Regions from separate parts of the Mus musculus genome. Here region 1 is linked to region 2. A link is a loop called in an ENCODE intact Hi-C map of the cell type or tissue named here. Cell type or tissue: left cerebral cortex. All regions are shown on one strand.

Evidence for each region. A loop is a pair of places that touch in the nucleus more often than their neighbours do. Peaks named below come from ENCODE experiments on the same cell type or tissue, not always from the same donor. Only the 100,000 strongest peaks of a DNase experiment are listed, where the experiment ranks them.
Region 1: a loop joins it to region 2, with 6 times the contacts of the local background. A loop is called at or near these places in 4 of 42 quality-filtered maps.

What each region holds. Positions count from the first base shown.
Region 1 is chrX:159,310,978-159,318,977 of GRCm38, reverse strand. It overlaps Rps6ka3 (ribosomal protein S6 kinase polypeptide 3), which reads right to left. Exons shown (of 22, transcript NM_148945.2): 3 at 7,398-7,514; 4 at 976-1,057. Among named protein-coding and RNA genes, the nearest start is that of Eif1ax, 57 kb to the left of the region's middle. In left cerebral cortex, no CTCF peak of the experiment used is centred here; DNase peaks (open chromatin) are centred at 3,473, 3,874 and 4,400.
Region 2 is chrX:158,967,184-158,975,183 of GRCm38, reverse strand. No RefSeq gene overlaps it. Among named protein-coding and RNA genes, the nearest start is that of Rps6ka3, 280 kb to the left of the region's middle. In left cerebral cortex, a CTCF peak has its summit at 3,215 (motif pointing left); a DNase peak (open chromatin) is centred at 3,194.

The sequences.
Region 1 (8,000 bases), 340 kb before region 2:
AGTTCTAGCAAGAATCAAGTAAGAGGTAACGCCACAGAAGTAAAGTATATATAGGACAGGAAATGTATTCAGGAAAAAGAACAAGAAAATGAAAGCAAAGGAAAATGATCTTTTCTAGAAATGGTGAAATTTCTTGGCATTATATCTACACTGAATGACTGGGAACACCAGAAATAATAAATGATCAATACAGACATTTTCTTGGCTATTTTAATGCTTTATGAATTATATGATTATTTAAGAGACCCCCCCCAGCATTAGGAATCAATAGCTCAACTATTTAGAAACTAGAGATGTTGAAAAGTAAATAGTACTAGTGAATAAAAGGAAGACTTTAGTATTGAAAGTCTAAATGTGTATCTCTTTGAAATGTCTCTTTACCTACCAAACTCATGTCTTACATTACAGTTTTATAAAAAAAAAAAATCAGATTCCAAAACTTGTTTGGAGACCAGAGGTCAGGATGACAAAATACTAAAAAAATTAAAGCTATTTTGCATCTAGGTAATTAGCATATTTTCCAAAAATATTAAACTAATTATTTGAAAATGAATCAAACGCAGTTTTCTTTTTTTTTTTTTTGCCATGGGCAGATATTTTCTTTATTTACATTTCAAATGCTATCCTGAAAGTTCCCTATACCCTCCCTGCACCCTGCTCCCCTACCCACCCACTCCCACTTCTTGGCCCTGGCGTTCCCCTGTACTGTCAAACCCAGTTTTAATCTTTTCAACTTCTACTTGCCTAAAGCCCAAGATGAACTCATAGTCCTTCCATTCTAACATGGCAAGTCCTGCTCTTAACAGTAATATGACTCTTAGTCCGGTAGGAAAAAGTCACTAAAAGCCAGTCTAAACTTAAAGCATTTACAAGAGCCAATTCAGAATGTTAGTAGGTAGCCTCAGGGCCCCGTGAGTTCTGAGACCGTCAGTTTGGTTAGGTTACATGAACATGGTAAATAGTGGCAGCACTTACCTTTCAGCGTGGCCTTCTTTAATACTTTCATGGCATAAAGCTGTCTAGCATCAGAGCCTGAGATTTTTTTAACTAAGAAAACCTGTATTTAAATGACAGAAAATAAACATTACAAAGAATTACAAACCAAATTCCTTTATTACAGCCAAGACTCCATTTATATATTCACACACATATATACACACATATATGCTGTACTATATTATACATGTATTTTGTCCAAAATATTGAAGTTTCAAACAGTGGTTATATAGTGATATTTCATTGTAAGAGGATAGTTGTTTTCTTTTTCATTTTGTCGTTTGCTAGTTTCCAAGGAGCATGTAATATACACAGTATGACAACTAACTCTACTATGAATATAGCAGCTAGAGAATACTCCACACATTCAAAGTATACCACAGGAAATGTCGGCTCTGCTTTATCAAAACCAAATTCTCCTGAGTGCCTCAATTTTTCCGGATGCTAGGGTTGTAACTTAAGGTCTCATTCAAACTAGGCAAACACTCTCCTACTGAGCTACAGCCCCAGTCCTACATCACAATTTCTTGCTTCTTTAGTTTTTTAAAAAATCACATTCACCTTCTCCATTACCTTCTTGCCATCGTCTCCTTCCTAAGTTGTCTATTTTCATGTCTTTTTATGGTGAGCCAATGAGGTTAATTAGGGTTGCTCATGGCAGCATGGACAACTTACCAGTGGCTATGCTACTAAAAAAAAATTGCCTCCCTTCCTGAGCAAACATCACCTGTCTATGAATCCTCAGGGAGGGGTGGGCCCTTCTGAATTGCCCCTATCAAAATTCTTACACTGGGGCATTTTGTGACAAACTTCTGTTGACACAATTATTCACAGATAAAGAGTCTTTTCTGTGTATGAAAAGTATACACACATCTATGTCACTGCTAGAGAAAGAGTAATTTAAAACATTGTTAATGAAGAATACTAGACAAATATTTAATAAAACGCTACCTTTTTGCGTTTTAACCAGCAAATCATCATATACATCAAAATATGAAAAACGAAGCCTAGGATCATTATTTAGCATCTTCAATTTCTGTATATTTGAAGATATTTTGAAAGAGTGTAGGGTTTAAGCAAAATAAATAACATGTGCTTTCAATAGCTCAGTTATTCTGTAATATGGTTGATTCAAACACTATCAACACATCATAATCATTTTGACTATTACATTCTTGATTTTTTCCAATAAGCATTAAAGAGACCTGCAAAATAGACCTGAAATTTAGTGTGCGCTTGCATGTGTACATGTAGTATATGATAAAGATCATAAACAGAAAGCTGGGTGTTCTGTTCTATCATTCTCCACCTAATTCCTCTGAGACAGAAGCCAGTAAGCGCTAGTGACTTTCCTGTGTCTGCCCTTCCTAGTGCTGTGGTCACAGATGCACAGGGCCACGCTCCGTCTTTTACATTGGTGCTTTGGATTTGAACTGTGGTCCTTAATGCCTGTGTAGCAAGGGCTGAGTCATTTCTCCAGCTTCTGAACCTGAATTTTAACCTATTTTCTCTACTTATTCTTTCAAATCAAGCAGTGTTCCTCTTTTTGTGTTGTTTTGCTTTTTGAGATTGGGTCTTACTCCATATAACCCTGGCTGGTGTAGAACTCAGAATAATGTGCCAGCCTCAGCTTCCCAATTGCTGGGAATTCCAGATGTGAGCCGCCACCATGGCTGACTAAGAGCAGTGTTCTTGAGCTGCTACAGGTGGGAAGAAGAGAAGTAATTACAATCAAGATTTAAGCTTAGAGGCAGCTTTCACTGATCTGACTTACACTCAATGTGATTAACCAGGAATCTCAAAATTATTTATCTACGTGATTCTCAGGCAAGGTAAAATTTTATCATTTTGCAAAACAGTACAAAGGCAATGAGTAATGAAATCAAATGAAAAGCACCACATGTGACCTCGGCCCCGCAGAGGCAGAATGTGATCTCTTGTACTGAGTTCTCTCTGCCAGCACTAAGCCCCACCTAACAGCTCTTTTAGTCAATTATGGGGAGCCGATCTAGGAGGAGAAAAGCATTTTTTAATAAGGGTGGTTCTAAGGTAGACTGTGTTCAAATGTGAAAGGCAATCAGATGTTAGTAATAACCATGAATAAAAATATATTCTAATTGGGTAAATTTAATTAGGAGATTGCCCTAACAATGTCTTTATTCCATTCTAAAAGGAAATTTCGTACGGCTTCTAAACTTGTTGCAGTTCTTTGAAAGTACCTTCTTAATTACTTTTAGCACTTCTGAACTTCCACAATGCCGTCAAAAGCATCTGCAGTGCGGCAGCATGACAATCTGGGGAAGTAGGCCTACTAAACAATGCCAGTTTTATGCCCAAATCAGGGCTTAGAGAAGTCAAACCATTCGCCTGGCGTCACAGTGGAACTAGATCCACGTCAGATACCCAGTTCTGGGTTCCTGCTCAAGGAATTCTTTAACTGTTTCCTTAAGCCAGCGAGCCTCCAAGCTCAGTGAGAGCAGCAGGAGTCCTCACTTGCCCACGCAGCTATTATAGGCTCTGACAGGTCATCCTGTTTCCTCGGTTTACACTGGCCTTTAAGGATGAGTAAGAAAGAAGACACCCTATTTTAATGTTTGCTATTTATAGTGAGGCATTTAAAGTACTTTTACAGAAATAAAGGGAGAAGCATTCGAATTCCTTGGAACTTAAATATTATGTTTGCTGAAACCTAATGTATAAAAATAAACTCATCTATTTGGTTTGTTGAACAGTATGGCAATGCGGTTAATGCCAGATATTATGTGTCTGGCCTTATATAATTTAATTCTCACCATATTCCCGTGAGGTCAGCACTATGACTCATTAATGTTTTTCAGAATTAGACGTTAGGCATAGTGCTACTCATGGAACCTCTAGGCTAGTGGGAGAGATACCCAATGAGCAATTTTGCAAATGAGTAAGTGCAACTGCAGTAAGTGTCAAAGAGGAGAGGTCTCGAAAGTTCTTTGAGGGTATCACAAGGGAGAATGACGGTAGGGTAGTAGGGACATCTTCTCTGATCACAGCTTCCAGAGCCAACCAGGTGAAGAAAGCTTAGGCCCAAACTAAAGGCCAGTGGGGTCAGAACACAGCTGAAAAGTATAAAAACTGGTGCTTTAGAGCTGGCTAGGGGTCAGACTAAGGAGCTCCTCTGCAATTGTAAGAAACCGTCTTTATCATGAAAACAAAGCAAGGCGGCTGAGGAGTTAAAGGGTACAATATTAGTTCATGCTGGTTCTCATGGACACAATTGAGGTTACAGTTTTTTGGAAGCTACTCTATAATACTTTTTGACTAGACCAGGGGAAGGTAGAGGCAGCATATCCTAGAGAGGTGGCAATGGAGGATAGGATCATATGATTCCCAAATTATCTACTAACTCAACAGGATCTGGTGACAGATCATACTGGCTGGGGTGGTGTAAGACATGGCAGGGATTGGGGGTGGAGAAGGAAAGGGAGGCAGGAGCAGGCTTGAAAAGATGCTAAGAATGCCTCTTTGGTTTCTGGCTTGTTTAACTGGATGCCATTCATAGTGACAGAGAAAAACTGAACTAGGATAGGTTTGGGGGTAAGGAAAGATTATGAGTTTGGTCTTAAACACGCCAAGCATAAAATAAAACACCTTTGAGACATAAGTGGGGGTGAGGAGCAGCTATGGAAAGAGTTCAGCGCTTGGAGAAGAAACTTAGGTTGGGAATATAAATCTGTGATGTCAGCAGCATATGAGTTACAATTAATACAGGAGCACAGATAAAACCAATTAGCGAGTGGTACAAAGAGATGACAGGTTAGAATGCAACATCAATGAACTTGCATATCTAATGACATGCTAGAACAGGGAAACAGGGCTCCAGGAGATTAAGTAACGTAGTGATAAGTAGAAGAAAAAAATCAGTTCAGTCTGGCTGACCTAGGGTTTAAAATTATAACATTATATCCTGCTGTCCATTGAGTCTGTATTTAGATTAAAAGTATGCTCTATGTTTAAAAGTGGTTAAACAACCATAACACATGATCTATATTAGCAAATAGCTACTAAACAGTTTCAATAAAATATACAAGCAAGATCTGCTAGTGCCATTTTGATGCTTACAGACCATGACATTTTCCAGCGTTTTATTAAGATGGAGGTGCTAAGGAAGAACTGCACTGCCAGTGTTGTGTGCAATCTCAGAATATCTTTTTTTTTCCTGCTGAGACTCTGTCTAGAAAAATCTCAAGTGGTAGCATCATGGGAAGTGAAGGCAGGAACGCTGTTGGGAGTTCAAGGCTAGTGTGTGCTAGAGGGAGACCCTGTCTTAAAAGAATAACGGCAACAATAAAAACAAAAAGAGGAGACTATATAAAGGGGATAGCTTGTCATTTTTAATTATTTAAAAAACAAGAGAGCTGGGAATGCAGTTTAGCAATAGTGTGCTTGCTCATCGTGCCCTGAAGCCCTAAGCTCAACCTCCCTATTGACATAAAACAAAAACAACCAATCTGCTCAGACACCTACCCCAGTAGGGTGACAATAAAGGGCAGTCTTAAAAGATAAAGTGAGTATGAACACTGCCAATTTACTAAGGTTTCTACTGCAGTTCTGAATAACTATTCATCTTTTCTATACTTAGTAAAAAATATAAAAGAAAATGTTGCTGGTAAAAAGACTGGTAGCATTTCATAAAATATTTGTTTTACAATGTAATAAAACATCCACGAATTCTAAAAATTCTTCTCTTTTTGGAGAAAGGCTCTCACTTTAGTCTAAGTTGGCCTTGGATTCGCCTATATAGCCAAGGCTGGCTTCAAACACATGCCAACCATCCCTTTTCATCTTCTTCGTTGCTGGGATTACCAACCCAAGACATAAACTTTTAAATCTGAACATCTTTTAAATTTGCATTCAGTTCCTTTTAACTTTTAAGATAGGACCTTATGCAGTTTAGGTTGGCCTCAAATTCTCTACGATTCTTCTTGAGTGCTGGGATTAGAGGCTCATGATATCTGGTTCTGTTTTCCTTGTAACTTTTTTCTTTTGTTTTTTTGACTAGAAGTCTCTACGCAGCCCAGGCTGCTCCTGAACTCAGAGATCCTCAGGTATGTGCCATTATGCCAGGCGTGCTTGTAACTTTTAAATCTAAATTTTATGAGCTATCTATTTCTTTAGGATTCATACGTATATTTCTCTAGAAGTTTCCTTGATGAGGGTTCAGACTACACTATCTGTGAGAACAGCAAACATTTTTTTAATTTTATTAGATATTTTCTTTATTTACATTTCAAATGCTATCCCGAAAGTTCCCTATACCCTCCCTGCTTCCCTACCCACCCACTCCCACTTCTTGGCCCTGGCATTCCCTTGTACTGAGGCATATAAAGTTTGCAAGACTAAGGGGCCTCTCTTCCCAGTGATGGCCAACTAGACCATCTTTTGATACATATGCAGCTAGAGACACGAGCTCTGGGGGTACTGATTGGTTCATATTGTTGTTCCACCTATAGGGTTGCAGACCCCTTTAGCTCCTTGGGTGCTTTCTCTAGCTCCTCCATTGGGGGCCCTGTGTTCCATCCTATAGATGACTGTTTCATTTAACAGCATAAATGAAACATTCTTAATGACTGAATCATCTCTCCAGACCTATCTTGTATATTTTAATGGATACATAACTATTTATGGGGCATAATGTGGCAATTTGATAAATATATGCAACGTATAATGACCAAATATGAGTAATTAGTGTTTTTGTATCTTTAAACATGTTAGCCAGTTGTCATGTTACATGCCTATAATCCTTAGGACTTGGGAGACTGAAGCAGGAAGACCTGCCTGGGCTACACAGTAAGAGCTTATGCTCTCCAAATGTTAACTTTTTGCGCTGAGAAGCTTCAAACTTCTCTTCTAATAAAACATATAATGGGGCTGGAGAAATGGCTCAGCAGTTAAAAGCACTGACTGTTCTTCCGAAGGTCCGGAGTTCAAATCCCAGCAACCACATGGTGGCTCACAACCATCTGGCATGACATCCTCTTCTGGTATGTTTAAAGACAGCTACAGTGTACTTAGATATAACAATAAACAAATCTTTGGGCTGGAACAAGCGGGGCCCGAGTGAGCAGAGGTCCTAAGTTCAATTCCCAGCAGGCACATGATGGCTCACAACCATCTGTCCAGCTACAGTGTACTCATATACATAAAATAAATAAATAAATAAATCTTTAAAAAAATACAATGAATTGTTGTTAGCTCTAGTCATGCTACTGTCCTATAGAACATGAGACCCTATTTCTTCTATGTATCTAATGTTGGTACCCATTAGCTAGCCTCCCTCTATCCCTAGCCTTGTGTGATTAGCACTCTACTTTCTACTTCTATGGAATTTCTATAAACTTTGTTTATAGCAAACAACTATGACTTACCTTTCCAAATGATCCCTGCCCTAATACTTTTAAAAGTTCAAACTGGGAAGGATCTGCCTTTTCATGTCCTTCCTTCACATGATGTGTGATTGCAATTTCTTTGATACTGCCTTCTTCCTGTTAAGGTAAATATAGAGACAACCCATTGTTAGCCCAGAATGACTCTCATTAGGAACCAAATAATCTTAACTTAGTATAGCATATAAGAATCCCTTGAATTAATACACAAAACTACTCTTTGCTGACTTATCAAGTAAACAGAAAATATACAAGTAATTATACTTTTAAGTTAAATGTTAGGAGAATATTAGGTCCTATCAGCTTCTACACAATACTAGCACTAATTATTTGCAAGTCTTCATTATTTCTATTTTACATAATTAGGATAGTTTTGAACAACAAAAGTGTGTGAGAACATTTGAAAATAGCAGATTAGAGTACTGTACTGTGTCTGGCGTGTGAGTATATCAGGTGGAACAAATGCCATATATTAAAGACATGTTTGTTGGGGAGAGGGACTGACAACTGTTCTGGAGTGGACATGGTTCTATCCTTCACACAGCTGCCAAGCAAGCATACTAAAGCGGAGTGGGAAAGGAGAGT
Region 2 (8,000 bases):
CATGTATAACCATTCCTCAGCGAGCTTTCTCTACTCTTACTGAGTCCAGGCCTCCAACACAGAGACTGGTACCACAGTGAGGTGGGTCTTCCCATATCAATTAAGCCAGTAGAGAGCATCTCCCACAGATATGCCTTAGGCCAACCTGATCTAGACAATCCCTCTTTGTGACCCTTTTTCAAGGTGATTCTAAATTGTGTTAAGTTATTAATTAAAACTAACCATCATAGTATGTACAAGTTGCATGCAAATTCTATACATTTTTATATGAGGAAATTGAGCATCATGGAGTTTTTTGAAATTAAAATGTTTAGGTTAGCATGGAACACAATGGGTTTCTTTATAGCATCCTCATACATGTATATCATATCTTATTTTCATTCATTACCCTTTCCTGCTCTCCTCTTTTATCCCTACAATCCCTCCAAGTAGTTCACTTCTTCCACACAGTGCTCCCTTCTGCCTTCACTTTTAATTTAATTTTTTTATGAATATGAGTACACCATTGCTGTATTCAGACACACCAGAAGAAGGCAAAAGATCCCATTACAGATGGTTGTGAGCCACCATGTGGTTCCTGGGAATTGAACTCAGGACCTCTGGAAGAACAGTCAGTACTCTTAAACACTGAGCCATCTCTCCAGCCCCACTTCTGCCTTCTTAACACACATATTCCTATTACCCAACTCTACTAAGAATTTTCTTTCCCCAATCTCTTCTAGTCTTGTGACCTGCCCACATACATATTAATGTATAAACACATACATATATAATTTTAATTTTATACTTCACATGTAAGAAAACTATAGTATTATCTGTGTTGTTTCATTTAATATAATGATTTCCAGTTACATCCACTTTCCTGTAAATGTTATGATTTTATTTTTCTTTATAGCTGAATAAATTCCACTGGGTACATTTCTTTATCCATTAAACTATTGACAGATGGTGTATATTGGTCTCATTTCCTGGCTATAGTGAATAGTTCAGTAGTAAACATGGATGTGTAAGTATCTATGTGCTACATTGAATTAGAGATCTTTGGGCATATGCTCAAGAGTGTTATACACTTAAGAGTGTTATCTGGGTCCTATTTTTAGCTGTTTAGGGGAACCTACATACTGTTTTTTATAATGGTTGAACTGCTTTGTAATCTGACCTGCAGTGAATAAGTGTTTTTCCCCACATCCTCTCTAGAAGTTTTAATCTGCATTTCTCTGATGAATTAGGATTTTGAGCACATTTTCAAGTATTTATTGGATATTTGTGTCTCTTATTTCGAAAACTGTCTATTCAGTATTTTATTCCATTTATTGATCAGATGGCTTGGTTTTTTGGTGTTTAATTTTTTATAGTTTCTTATTTATTCTAGATACTATCCCTCTGTTTGATGTACATTTGACAAAGACATTCCCCATTCTATATGCTGTCTCTTTATGATTGTTATTTCTTTTGCCATGCAGAAGCTCACTGAATTTCTGAAATCACATTTGTTGCTATTTCATATCTTTCCAGGAGTTGTTACAGTCCTTTACTAAACATTCTTGCCAATATCTATATCTTCAAGTGTTTTCTTCTAGCAGTTGCAAACTTTCAGGTGTAACTTTAAGGCCTTTGGTCCATTTTGAATTGATTCTTATGCAGGGTGACACATAGTGGTCTAATTTCATTCTTCTACAAGCAAAAGTCTAGTTTTTCCAGTATCATTTGTTAAAGAGGCTATCTTTTTTCCAATATGTGTTTTTGAAATCTTTCTTACAAATTAGGTGACTATAACTGAGTTTATTTCAGGGTCCTCTACCCTACATGTCATATATATATATATATATATATATATATATATATACATACATACATACATGTGTGTGTGTGTGTGTGTGTGTGTGATGTTTTATTACTTTTGAGATCAGATATGAGATCTCCAGCATTCCTCTTCTGCTAAAGTTTGCTTTGTGTACTTAGAGTCTTTTGTGAGTCCACATGAATTTCAGTAATATTTTTTCTAGTTCTGTGATGAATATTACTGGAATTTGGGTAGGGATTGCATTGAATCTGTAGATTACTTTAGGTAATATAATCATTTGCACAATATCAATTCTGCCCATCTATGAGCATGGAAGGTTTTCCCATCTTCTAGGGTACTTTTCAGGCTTTCTTCCAATGTCTTCAGGTTTTATACCCTTGGTTAGGCCTATTCCTATTTACTTATGCTATTGTCAATGGGCTTGTTTCTCTGATATTTTTCTCAGTACATTTATCATTGGTGCATAGGAAAGCTACTAATTTTGGTATGTGGATTTTTATTCTGTTACTTTGCTGAAAGTGTTTACTAGGTCTAAGTTTTCTGATGGAGTTTTTAAAGTCTGTTGTGGGGGAGGCTATGCTTTTTTTCATCCCTTAACTCTTTGACAGTTCCATATATGTGTATAATGAATTTTACTTAAGAATACTTTCCATTATTTTCTCATATCCTTCTCCCTCAAAAGCAGACTGCTCTTTTGAATTATATTTTTTATTCTTGAGAATTTCACACATATATACAATACACTATAATTATATCCATCCTCATTTTCCACCCCCAACTCCCATACACCCCAACATGTCTCCCTCTAACTTCATACTTTTTCCTTATTTTAAAAAATACCCTTTAAGTCCAATTAGTGCTGTACACACGCACACACACACACACACACACACACACACATACACACATGCTTGGGACCATCCAAAAGGAAACTAAAGAGGAAAAATATTGCTCAATAGTGGAAAATGCAAGCTAATTTAGACGGATATATGACCGAGAATAATGAAAAAATTACTTTATTTTTGTCAGGGTCTTATTATGCAGCCCTGGCAAACTCAGGTATCCATCTTCCTCTGCCTCCCGAGTACTGAGGTTAAAGGCATGAGCAACCACACCCAGCTTGCAAATGCTGTTAAAATGCTGCTAACGGTATATAGTAAAGCAGAAAGACTCACAGGGGATAAGATAAAATGAAAAAGCTAAAAAGGAGAGAAAAAGATTAAAAAAGAGTGTTGAGTTAGCTTCTTTCTGGCTTCTTGGACACTGGATTATATGCATGAAGTTGGTGGAGTGTCAATGGAACCTGTGTCAATCGGACCCTTCCTATGATTCGTGTTGTATTGGACAAGTATATGAAGTCAGCCACAGCTATCTTTACCTTGGTAATTTTCCTTCTTTGAGTACCAGGGGCCTCTGCTGGCCACATTTAACTTTGCAGTTTGTGGGTTGGGCACGTTCTCAGTGTTGAGACTGGGCAAATGATTTCCCTTCAAGTGGCTCTATTAGATGGGGTGTGAGTCCCACGTGTGTTAGAAGTGAGGGAAGCAATCTTAGCACTGAGAGTGCTGCAGTGCTTTCAAGACATCTTAAGTATTAATCACACCACTTGAAAGATGCAACTGTGGGTACCAAGTCTCAAGCTCTACGGTAGTAGTTTGCTCCAGAATTTGATTATTCTGCTCACCTCAGGACCTAATCCTTTGGAACTCTAAGGGCGGTTCTTTGTTGGTGAGATCTGTTTTGGGTCGCCAAGAGTGGGGCTGACTTTCCCTGTGACCTCACTGCAAAGCCTGAGCTGAAGCTCCTGCCACCTCTCTAGGTCTCTCTTTACTATGGAGCTATGGAAGGCCAAATCGAGGCTCCCTGATCTGTACATGTTTCCTGATCGGAGTCCCTTGGAGTGGCTCAGTTTTTAACAATAGATGATCTCTTAAGATGGCAGGTGGCTGCTCCCCTCCTAGTCACAGGGTAAACTGAATAGATATTTCTTTCTCTGTATTGCTGATCTGCACGCTAGAGGAATCACTTCCTCATGAAAACCCAGAGTTAGATCTGGGACTTGTGAGGGATTTGGGCTTATCCTGAGGATGGGGCTTACCTTTTGGAAGTGGCTTCTGACTTCCCTCTATACTAGGAAATGGTGCAGCCAAGGCTGTGCTCAGCATTCAGGCCAAGCATCTCTGCTTCTTTTCTCCTTTGTGGATTTGACTTTTGGGCGTAGCCAAGTTTCTTTCCTTGTGATACTGTCCTTCACTCTCTTACAAAGAGGGTGCCTCTAATCTGCTATCTTATCTTGAATTCAACATCCACAGAGTTTAATCCTTGTGGCAGACAGGGAGTCCTAGAGCCCTATGAACAACAAAGAAAGACTGCATTTTATCCCATTCATTCCTGGGAAAAGAGAATTTTTGATTGGGGTCCAGTAAATAAATTCCCCATCTGGAAAGAAAAAAAAAAGGCCAACTATTGGGATTTTATTCTCTATCCTCACATAGAATACTTCATTAACCTCTTAATATTATGATATGGAACAAATGCTTTTCAGAGGAGACATTTGTATGTGTTTTATTTGTTCGTTATTAGTTATAAAGCAATAAAGCATATTTATTATTATTTGTGTGTACATTTGTGAGTGTCTAATATGTTTGTGGACACGTAAGTGTCAGGGTGCATGTGTGGAGGTCAGAGGATAATTTTGTAGACTTGGCCCTTTCTTTCTAATTTTTTAAAAGAGATTTATTTATTTTATGTATATGAGTACACTATAGCTGTCTTCAGACACACCAGAAGAGGGCATCAAATCCTAGTCTAGATAGCTGTGAGCCACCATGTCATTGCTGGGAATTGAACTGAGGACCTCTAGAAGAGCAGTCAGGGCTCTTAACTGCTGAGCCATCTCTACCCCACCTCTGTCTTTTCTTCTTATGTGCTCCAGGAATGAAATTGAAGTTGTCAACCTTGGTAAGCAAGCTCTCCTACCCTATGAGCCATCTTACCAGTCCAAGGAAAATATCTTAAAAGACTATAATAATAGACAGTGTTTCACTTCCAGATACCACTTTAAGAATTATTCATCTCCTGTAGCAGTCTCTTGTTTTCAGGGTATATACACCTCAACTTTGGGTATATAAATATTCTCTCTCATGGGAGGGGCATGATAGTGAGTCACTTGGGGAACATTGTCTTATGCTATTCATGTAGATTTTGTGTACATATTTGACACTCATTTTAATGTGCTAATTCCCCTATACATCAATGTAGGTTATGCTTATTCTTCCTAGAATTGAGAAACATGAACATAAGTTTGACTCAATTCCACCTGAAAGAAATGCATGAAGATATCCAAGGCTACAGGAACAAGAATTTAAGGAAATCTTACAAAAATCATTTTCTTCCAAAATTCAAGGTGGTTGAAATCCAGCTTCTATCTAGGACATTCCCCAGGATTATGGAGCAACCTCCTCTATTTGACAATTCAAAGAGTCTATCTATTCTCCTCTCTTCACTTCTACCACATTAAGCACACAGAGCTCTGGAGTAGCAGGAGACACAATTGGACTTGGGGTTGAGATGATAGAGGAAATTCACAGAACACAAGGAAAGCACCTAATTTATAATATCCCATGAAAGACTATGATGTTAATGCCCAAAGAAAGGGTTCAAATTCATTATTTTTGACCATGAGCTGGATATTACAGACCAGCTGAAGAAAAGCAAGAGCATATAACATCACTTGATGTGCTAAACAATATTCTAGCCAGACATGGTAGCATATGTTGGTAATTCTAATACTGAGAAGGTTGGGCTATATAGCAAGAGCCTGTTTCAGACCAACCAATCAACAAACAGAAGAAACCACATCTTTCCATTTTGTCATCTGTGGGCCATGGCTAAAGGTTTCAAGACTGTTGCTCTACCTTTAGGTGTTATAGTCATAATAAGGGAGTGAAAGAGCAAATGGAGAAGACAAGTGAGATTTCCCCCTTCCTAGGTTGCCTCTATAAGGGGCTCTTTTGGAAGCCCTACGTTTGTAGGTGATCTCATAAATACTTGTTTGGAGCATAAGAATCTTTTTTAAAAAAAATGCTTGGCATCAGATTCCCTAGAAATGGGCTAATAGATGGTTGGGAGTCACCATGTGGGTGCTGAGAACTTGGTTCCTCTGCAAGAGCAGCTAGTACTTAGGCACTGAGCCATCTTTCCAGCCCCCTGTAGTTACACTTATCCATTTCCCTCTATCATCATCCTTGATCCTCCTCTCCTCTCTCTCTGCCTCATTTCCTCTTCCAGATACTGTCCCTCCTTCTTACATTCTTATTCTTATTTGTGTGTTTGTGAGGGAAGATTAAAAAATATACTCAGTATTTTAAAGAATATTTTATTAATTGTAGTCACTGTGTTGTACAATAAATCTCTTGAATTTCTTTCTTTTATCTCCAACTTTCTATCTTTGGCATCATCTAGTCTTATTCCACTCACTGCAACTCTCATAACCCCATTCTATCCTTTGCTTCTACAGTGTTGTTAGATTACATTTATAGCTTATTCACTTGACATAATGTCCTCTGGGCTCATCCACATTGTTGAGAGTGACAGAATTTCTTTGTTTTAATGTTAGAATAGTATTCTATTATCTATATAGACCACATTTTTTTTTTTTTACTTTGTGAGGAGAGCCGGTACGTGCTTTGAGCAATCGTGTGCATGCCGCCAGTAATCTCTGAGAAGAGCTGTGTGTGCCGCGAGCAATCGCCATTATAAGATGGCGCGGGCCTCCGCTGTGCCTAACTAGTAAACAAGCCTTGTACTCAGGTGCGAGAGTGAATTCACTCCTAGTCACTCCCATTCTCGGGGTGTAATAGTGGGGTGATGGGCAAGCAACGAATCGGGAGCTGTCACGCCATATCAGGTGCTGAAACGTCACGCTGCGGGTTATAAAAGCAGCGCCATTTTCCCGGTTTGGGATCTTCCTGAGAAGCAAGCAATAAAGCTTTTGCCGCGGAAGATTCTGGTTTGTTGCGTCTTTCTTGCCGGTCGAGCGGGATGCAATAACTTTGTTCATACATTGATGGACACGTGTATTGACTTATTTCATGGGTATAGTGTATTTTACTGCAATAAATATGGGGTAAGGATTTCTTTTAAATATACTTATTTAATTTCAATTGGATATATGTATATATATATTATATATATATATATATATATAATATATATAGTCAGCAATATTGCTTGCTCATTTGGTAATTCTAGTTTTAATTTTTCTGAAGATGATTAAGCAAAGTATAAGTATGCATACTGACTGTCTTAGGGTTTCTATTGCTGTGAAAAGATTTCATGGCTCCAACTACTCTTATAAAGAAAAACATCTCATTGGGGCTGGATTACAGGTTTAGAGGTTTAGTCCCTTATTCTCATGCTAGTTTGAATGAAAATGGCCCCCATAGGCTTAGAGGGACTGGCACTCTTAGAAGATGTGGCCTTGTAGGAGTAGGCATGGCCTTGTTGTAGAAAGTATGTCACTGGGGGGTGGCTTTGAGGTTTCAGATCCTCAAGTCAGGCCCTGTGTCACTCTCTCTTCCTGCTGCATGCTGATCCAAATGTAGAGCTTTTAGTTCTTTCTATAGCATCACATCTGCCTGAACTCTGCCAGGTTTCTCACTATGGATTAAACCTCTGAACTAACTGTAAATCAACCCCCAATTAATGTTTTCCTTTATAAGAGTTGCCATGGTCATATAGTCTCTTCACAGCAATAGAAATCCTAACTAAGGCAATTGTCATGGCTAGAAGCATGATTACACATAGGCAGCCATAGTGCTGGAGAAGGAACTGAGAGTTCTACACCTAGAACAGAGAGAAATAAGGGACACTGGACTTGGCTTGAGCATGAAACCTCAAAGCCCATGCCCAGTGACACATTTTCTCCAACAAGGTCATACCTACTAATTACGCCACTCCCAGTCTATGGGGACAATTTTCATTTAAAATACCACACATACGAATGACAATCCATAATGAAATTTCGTGCTTTGTGTGCTAGTCTAAAGAATTACATTTGAAAATTAGAATAACCTTGAGGTGATATTTTTAATGGGACAAATTGTAGGTATAAACAATGGTAGGTTCCTGTCAGTAGGCAAGCAGGAAGAAGGGATGGGCAACTGTCAATATAGAATAGAACAAGGAAAATTCA